Linked DNA regions of Homo sapiens: regions 2 and 3 are each linked to region 1. Evidence: chromatin loops called from intact Hi-C (ENCODE). Cell type or tissue: gastrocnemius medialis. All regions are shown on one strand.

Evidence for each region. A loop is a pair of places that touch in the nucleus more often than their neighbours do. Peaks named below come from ENCODE experiments on the same cell type or tissue, not always from the same donor. Only the 100,000 strongest peaks of a DNase experiment are listed, where the experiment ranks them.
Region 2: a loop joins it to region 1, with 4 times the contacts of the local background. A loop is called at or near these places in 4 of 110 quality-filtered maps.
Region 3: a loop joins it to region 1, with 4 times the contacts of the local background. A loop is called at or near these places in 2 of 110 quality-filtered maps.

What each region holds. Positions count from the first base shown.
Region 1 is chr2:45,008,200-45,010,699 of GRCh38, forward strand. It overlaps SIX2 (SIX homeobox 2), which reads right to left and starts at 1,253. Exons shown (of 2, transcript NM_016932.5): 1 at 352-1,253. The coding sequence starts at 911. RefSeq lists enhancers at 1-721, 1,726-2,325. In gastrocnemius medialis, no CTCF peak of the experiment used is centred here; DNase peaks (open chromatin) are centred at 397, 1,492 and 2,092; H3K4me3 peaks cover 2,500 bases; H3K27ac peaks cover 2,500 bases; H3K27me3 peaks cover 233 bases.
Region 2 is chr2:45,241,331-45,243,830 of GRCh38, forward strand. All of the region lies in intron 1 of LINC01121 (long intergenic non-protein coding RNA 1121), which reads right to left. Among named protein-coding and RNA genes, the nearest start is that of LINC01121, 12 kb to the right of the region's middle. In gastrocnemius medialis, no CTCF peak of the experiment used is centred here; a DNase peak (open chromatin) is centred at 1,301; H3K27ac peaks cover 2,500 bases.
Region 3 is chr2:45,476,365-45,478,864 of GRCh38, forward strand. SRBD1 (S1 RNA binding domain 1) reads right to left here. Exons shown (of 21, transcript NM_018079.5): 16 at 629-711. Among named protein-coding and RNA genes, the nearest start is that of SRBD1, 130 kb to the right of the region's middle. In gastrocnemius medialis, no CTCF peak of the experiment used is centred here; a DNase peak (open chromatin) is centred at 1,367.

The DNA of each region.
Region 1 (2,500 bases):
ACCCCTCTGTCCTGAGGATGACCAGACCTACTGTGCCTGCCTCACAGGGGATACAGGCCCACAGTTCTGCGCTGCCCCGAAGCTCTCTGCTTCTCCACCCTTTTCCTCTAGCGACCGAGTAGTTAGTTGACAACTTCCTGAATTGCTCTGCCCGCTTTAGACAAATCCCTGCTCGCCGGGTCTCCGGCATAGAAAGGCCTAAGCATCGTCCAAGTCAGGCCGGGCTGCCGCTGGGCTGTGGCCGGGCCTGGGGGCCCAGTTTAGGCCTCTCCGGGGGACCGGCAGAAGCCCTGCGAACCCCTCCCTTGGGCCCCGGGGAGCTGGCGCCGAAGAAGGTCTACTTACTCGTACCTTTCCTTGGCCTCGGCCGCCCGGTCGCGCTGCCGCCGGTTCTTGAACCAGTTGCTGACCTGTGTGGTGGTGAGGCCCGTGGCCTCCGCCAGCTCACGCTTCTCGCGGGGTGAAGGGTAGGGGTTGTGCGCGTACCACTCGCGCAGCACGCTGCGACTCTTTTCCTTGAAGCAGTAGCTGGTCTCCTCGCCGTCCCAGATGGAGCGCGGCAGCGGGAATTTGCGGCGCACGCGGTATTTGCCCACGGCGCCCAGGGGTCGGCCGCGCAGCTTCTCCGCCTCGATGTAGTGTGCCTTGAGCCACAGCTGCTGCAGCTTGGCGTGGTTGTGCGGCGAGAACTGGTGGCTCTCCAGGATCTTGTAGAGCTCGCGGAAGTTGCCGCGGTGGAAGGCCACCACGGCCTTGGCCTTGAGCACGCTTTCATTCTTGTGAAGGTGCTCGCAGGCGGGCAGCGACCACAGGAAGCGGCCCAGCCGCTCGATGTTGCCGCCCTGCTGCAGCACCTCGCACACGCACGCCACTTGCTCCTGCGTGAAGCCGAAGGTGGGCAGCATGGACATGGTGCCGGCTGCGTCCCCGCCCGCCCGCGCGCGCCCTCACCGGGCCGCGCGGTCCCGCATGGGAGCTTCCTCGCCGGGCCGTCCGGGCCGAGACGCGGGCGGGGCTGGCCCCCTGGCCCGGCACTGGCCCCCGGTGAGCCCCGAGTCACTGCCGTACGTCCCCGCGCCGGCCGCGGGTCCCACGAAGCTCCGAACCCCAACGGCCCGCGCGCCTGGCCCAAGCCCTCGCCCAAGCCCGGGGGCCGCCCGGGGCGCCGCTCCGCATGCTCCGCGCCCGCCCGCCGTTCCCTCGCTCGCTTCTCACTCGTTCTCCCTCCCGTCTAGCTGGCTCTCAGCTTTCTTAATAATATTATTCTAAGCGGGCATGAGGCGCGGCGGCCCGCGCCCTGATTGGTCCGGTTATCTGACCCGGGGCCTGCCAGCGCCAGACAATAGTCGGAGTCAAATTATTCGCCATGGAGACGCTGTCAGTCACTGGTAACCCGAGCCTCGGCGGGCCGGGCGGCTCCCCCCGGCCGGCTCCGCTGACAGATCGCCCCGCTCCGCGCAGAACTGAGGGCGGCTCTACTGGAGCCTGGGGCGCTCTGAGAGCCTGGGAGGCGGAGAGGGGCCGGGTTGGGGCCGGCGGCGGCGGAGATTGACGGGGCGGATGCCCAAAGAGGGAGGGAGGAGGAGGACAGGAGAGCGGGGGGAGCGGGCGAAGACGAAAAGGGGTGGATCGAGGTGGGGAGAGAAGAGGAGAGAAGGGAAGGCGGAGACCGTTTAAGGGGGTGTCCAGGAGGAAGGGGAGGGAGAGGGGTGGAAGGAGACTCCAGGGGAAGAAAGTTTGGGCAGCTTTGGCTAGGAGAGGGCTCTGCAGCCTCGCCCAGACCCTACAGGGTTCCCCTTCTCCCCAGGTCACCGCGTCCCTCCCAGGCTCTCTGTTCACCGGGCACATTCTACCCCGGCGCAGGCCAGTGGGATGGGAGAGTTTGGACGTGCTCGGGTGCCGCCCAAAGACTTGGCTTTTTCTGCTGACAGCGCCCCACCCCCATCCTAGAAACTCTGGACTCAGCGGTCCTCGAGGGAAAAGGGGAGGGAGTAGACGAAAGAAATGGGGAAGATTTGGCAGTGGCCGCAGGCGGACGCCGGAGAATCGACTTCCCGGAGGATCCCGCCTTTCCTCCCTCTCCTAGCCCCGCCGGCTGCCTGGCGGCCTGTACCGCCCCAACTCTGCGCTCTCTGCTCCTCGCCGGGCGGGGACTCAGACTTAACCCCACGGGTCCCACAGCCCGAGGAGCGCCAGGCAGTTCCGTGTGGCCTCTATGGAAGCTGACTCCGGCCGGCAGCTGCGACGCAGAACCCCGGACGGCGCAGACCCGCAGTCTGCCCACCGGGGCGGGGGAGAGGGGCGACGGCAGGGACTCTAGGACGGTGGTGGGGCTTCCCCGGTGGGTGGTCGGGGAGGAGAACGGAGGCAAGATTCCCAGTCCTCCCGCTTCGCCGCTGGGGATCGGCTCGGCTCCTGGCCACTCCAGCCTGGGAACCGGCTCGCTGAGCTCCGGGATGAGGTGCTTTAAAAGGGGGTCCTGTTTTTTGCTTCTTTGTCA
Region 2 (2,500 bases), 230 kb after region 1:
CTCCCTCCCATTTCTCTGTCAAAACCCATCCCATCTCATTGTCATCTTCCCTGGAAAGAAGGCAGAAATTCAAGAGAGGAGGAGGAGCAGATTCGGGAGTTATAACTTTGTGATTTGAAGCTAAACGGTAGCTCTGCCTCCCTGCTCACCTGACCCAGTCTGATATGAGTAACTACTGCAGGCAGATAGTTAGAACAAGCTTCATCACATCTCTGCACCCAAACCCACCAGGTTGTGAACCTGCAAGAGGGTCCCCTTCCTCTACGCCAGCAGTAAAGAGAGAACCAGAGCATGCATGAGGACAAGAACAATGATAAAGGGTGGTTTACTTTATTTTTTTTACATTCCCTTTGTTATTCTTAAGTCCAGAGGAATCAATCAAAACAACTGCTTGTTAAATTAAACATTTGCTCCATCCAAAATACTTGACTTGTATGAAGTAGGGTAATAGTTCACTTTAAGCCACTATAGCTCTATTTGATATCTTTAGGCTAAAATTTCTCCTTCAGTCTAATTTAAACTTCCTAATTGAAGTTTATGGACTAGCAGTATCTAATTTTTGCCTGTGTTACTAGGTTTGATGTATTTCTTACACGCATTCAGAATTCACATAGCACAGCATTGTAAAGATAATACTAGGTCATTCACAGACTTGTCTTATGTGCTTAGCAACCATGGGAAAAGGTGGTCAGACTTAAGGGTAGGATCTTGTAGGTAATATTTTTCTTTTTGGTACTATAAACAAAAATGTGTTGTATTAAGTAGTATTTAATTCTAAGAGCTTAAAATTTTATTCAATAACAGGTTAAATGATTCATTAGATACCAAAACCCTAACAAATAAAAGCATTTTAAAATTAAGCTTCATAGTAACAGAGTGGAATCATGAGGACAGAGAAATATGTCCTGGCAACTATTTTTTGTGTTGGCAAACAAGTCCAGCTCCGACTAACTCTTCCTTTTCCTTGCCTGAAAGCCTTTTCAAATTCTAGACAAACTACTTCTCTGTCAGAGTTCAGAAAAAGAATGGAAAAACAAAGCTAAGCTGACACCATTTTTTGCCCATGATGTCATTTTCTGTCTTCCAAAGCCTGTGGGTCTGATTTTGATGTCAGGGTGCGTAACTCCACAGTGACAGCCCCAAATGTATTTGGAGGGGGAAATAGCCTTTCAGCTCCGTGGCATTTTCCCCACGAAGACAAATATAGCCCGGGCTGAAATCACTTAGTGTCAATCAAGGTAACCAGATCAGCTCAGCATTAGTAATGAATTTGGTCACGTGCCCCCACAGAGAGCAGAGTGTGAGATAGCTGAGCACTTGTTCCATGTGACACCCACTGGCTTCTATGTCAGGCCACAGCTCTCCCAGCCTAGCTAGGAAGCAACATGGTAATTTAATCTGCCACCCACTCTAATTACCAAACTCAGAGAATTATCAGGGCTGCCAGGAAAGGGTTTTCAGAGCACTGGGTCTAGGCTTGGTGGCTGGTATGCAAGTCATGCCTGGGGTTGTCATTAGGTTTTGTGGGGTCCAAGGTTTATACAACTTGAGGTCTCTTTTTAAGGAAAAGAATACAAAACTACAAATACAAAATTAGGAGCAGGGCCTGGGAAGGGGACAGTGGAAGTGAGAGGCCCAGAAGCTTGTTTCATTAGCATCATGGTAAAGCCACCTCTGGTTGTCATGGAAACCTAAAGATCATTAGCCTTTTGCCTGTGTCCTGGATTCTGAATTGACTCCATGTTGGTCCATCCTCTCTACTCTTCTGTAATCTTTTGTAGTTTCCCATGTTTCCTCACTTGAAGATGAACTGTACAATACTATCATGGATCAGCCCTCTTCAAATAAATATAGGATTATGTGTCTGACAGGCACCAATCACCAGTTGGTATGCTTTGGTTGTTCTCTATGATGTCAACTTTTAAAAGTCAAGGATATAAGGGGCTGGGCACGGTGGCTCACTCCTGTAATCCTAGCACTTCAAGAGGCCGAGGTGGGTGGATCACCTGAGGTCAGGGGTTTGAGACCAGCCTGGCTAACATGGTCTCTACTATGAGTAGAGACGGAAACCCTGCCTCTACTAAAAATACAAAAATTACCTGTGCGTGGTGGCAGGCGCCTGTAATCCCAGCTACTTGGGAGGCTGAGGCAGGAGAATCACTTGAACCCTGGAAGCGAAGGCTGCAGTGAGCCTAGATCGCACCATTGCACTCCAGCCTGGGTGACAAGAGCAAAACTCCGTCTCCAAAAAAAAAAGGTCAAGGATGTAAGGGAACAGGAGAGGCTGTTCAGTGGGTACAAAGTTACACTTGGAATGAATAAGTTCTGGTGTTCTGTTACACAGTAGGGTGACTGCAGCAAATAACAGTGTAGTGGATATTTCAAGATAGCTATAAGAGATTTGGAATGTTATCATTGCAAAGAAATGATAAGTGTTTAATGTGATGGATATGGTAATGACTCTGATTTGATCATTATGCAATCTATACATGCATTGAAA
Region 3 (2,500 bases), 470 kb after region 1:
AATTATACAGAAGGAAATACTCTATTTCACATTTAATAGCTTTTGACAAGGAGGAAAACAATGTGACCCAAGCCTTCTGGAGACAACTTCCCCACATACCATTTTGCTATCACCATAAATTCACTCTGCCAAGGTTTAGTGCTGTCTTGAATTGCCCAATGAACACATACAACCTCAAGAATTAAAAATACAGTAACAACAAAAACGAGTACTATTATTACCTACCACTTCTCTAATCACACATAAGATCTACTTATCTACTGTGAAGATCAAGTTCAATGCATGATATCACTATTGTAATTATTTTAGATAGCACCACCATTTTTATAATAATGTTAAAAGAAGAGGCTCTCTCTCCAAATTAGTTATTAGTTTCATCTAGTGTTTTCATAGTCTTTCAATCTGACCACAGTCAATTCTAAGTCTTAATCAAAATCATTAACACGAGAACAACAATGACAAAAATAATTCCCTCCTTCCCTGATGACTTAAAACTCCTACTTTCCACAAACTGTATAACCTTGAAAATGGGAATCTACTCCCACAGACACTTAATTACTATCCCAGGTTTGAGTACTGCTCCTTGTATTGATGGATTTCATAAATTAAATGATCCACATAGCTTTACCTGATACATTCCAACTCCAATGTGCTTTGGCTCAATTTTCACTAGCTCAGCTAATGGATCTTGTACACGCCTTGCTATGGAAACTGAAAAAACAGAATCAGAAAACAAGTATGACTTAATGTGAAAAGCAGTACCTAATAATTACTTACATTAGTTTCTCATAATGTAAGTACTTAATCCTGTCCCTCCTCATCATCCCTCTAAAAAAGGCCAACAATTTAAATTTCAAAGTTCTCTTTTTTCCCCACACAAAAAGTAAATGCAAAATTTCATGAATTATGTCATCAGAACTCCTAGGCATTCTTGAACACAAAGTAGTTTGACAGGATTATAGATTTGGAAAAACAAATAAAACGTTTACTCCCTATACTTACATGATTACCTATTCATTCTTCATTCTTTACGTAAAGCATAATAGGATACCTCATGCTTCACAGAGGAAGCAAAACCTTGTTTTAAATAATTCTGCATTATTACAAATATATTTATATGTCAAATATGCTTATTAGAACTCGATCCCCCAAATAATGAACAAGTGACGGAATTACCTCCTTTTTTAAAGTTCCTTTTTTTTAGAGATAGGGTCTCACTCTGTTACCCTGGATAGAGTGCAGTGGTGCCATCTCAGTTCACTGCAGCTTTGAACTCCTGGGCTCAAGCAATCCTCTTGCCTCACCCCTCCAAAGTGTTGGGATTAGAGGCATGAGCTACTGCGCCCAGCAGAATCATATCTTAATGCAACCAGAGATCAAGTTACTTGGCTAATGAATATACTCATGTGGCCTTGAATATGACTGCAAGATTGCCCTGGCAAGTGATCCTCCTTCTGTCCCAACTGCTTGTCTCTTAACACACCATAGTTCTAATTACATCCCTTTCTTGACCATTACAATCCATGCTCAAGAAACTTTAGAGTTAATTTCAAACATTCCTTTAACTGTGTCATGATTTTACTTGTTCGTCATTTATTGTCCTTTTTTTTTTTACCAAATATCAATAAAAATTCACATCTAATTTCGTTTATAAGATAGATTTAGCTAGAAAAAAAAGATAACTATTACAACTCTTATGAATAGTTCTAAAGGCAGCCTCCCTCTCCAGTAGCATATTTACACTGAGTCTTTATATATATATGAACTGCTTCCATTTTCAAAACACATGGAAGCTAATCAGTGTCACCTTCTCATACAGGTTAGATGAAATATAAATTCATTAAGTGAAAATATTAAGACCATCAAAGAAAATCCTATGCCTGTTTCCATGTTAAGCTGTTCAAGGTCTGGAAACAAAAGTCATCTCTTGCAAGTGACTCTCAGATTCTCCAGTCGCTGATTTGTACCACTTCTCTAATCAGACATAAGATCTACTTATCTACTGTGAACATCAAGTTCAACACATGATCATTCAAGTCTTTTTCACATCCTTTATTACTACATCTAATATATAGTGACAATAGCTCCTTGCAAAGCAAGCTTAGAGAACGCTGAGCTGGCGTTACACAATCTATTTTTCTCCCAGAAGAGACGGGGATTCCAAGGCCTTCACATAAACCTTTATTATTTAAAGAAATCAATCACAAAAGGTTAGTTAGTGCAAGCATTGCAGGTGATAGGAGAAATGCTTTCTTCTAATAACCACATTTATAATTACAGATTTAAAGTAGAGATATACTTGAATTTCTCTAAAGCAAATATTATTTCTTTAGCCTAACATTTAAATGTGTAATGCAATAAGAATGATTTTCAACACATATACATTGCCAAAATACTCTGAGTAAAAACAACAACAAAAACCCCCACAACAGTAAACCAAGTCAAGAATTTAAGAATACAGGGATACCTCATTGTATTGCATTTTGCTTTATTGTGCTTC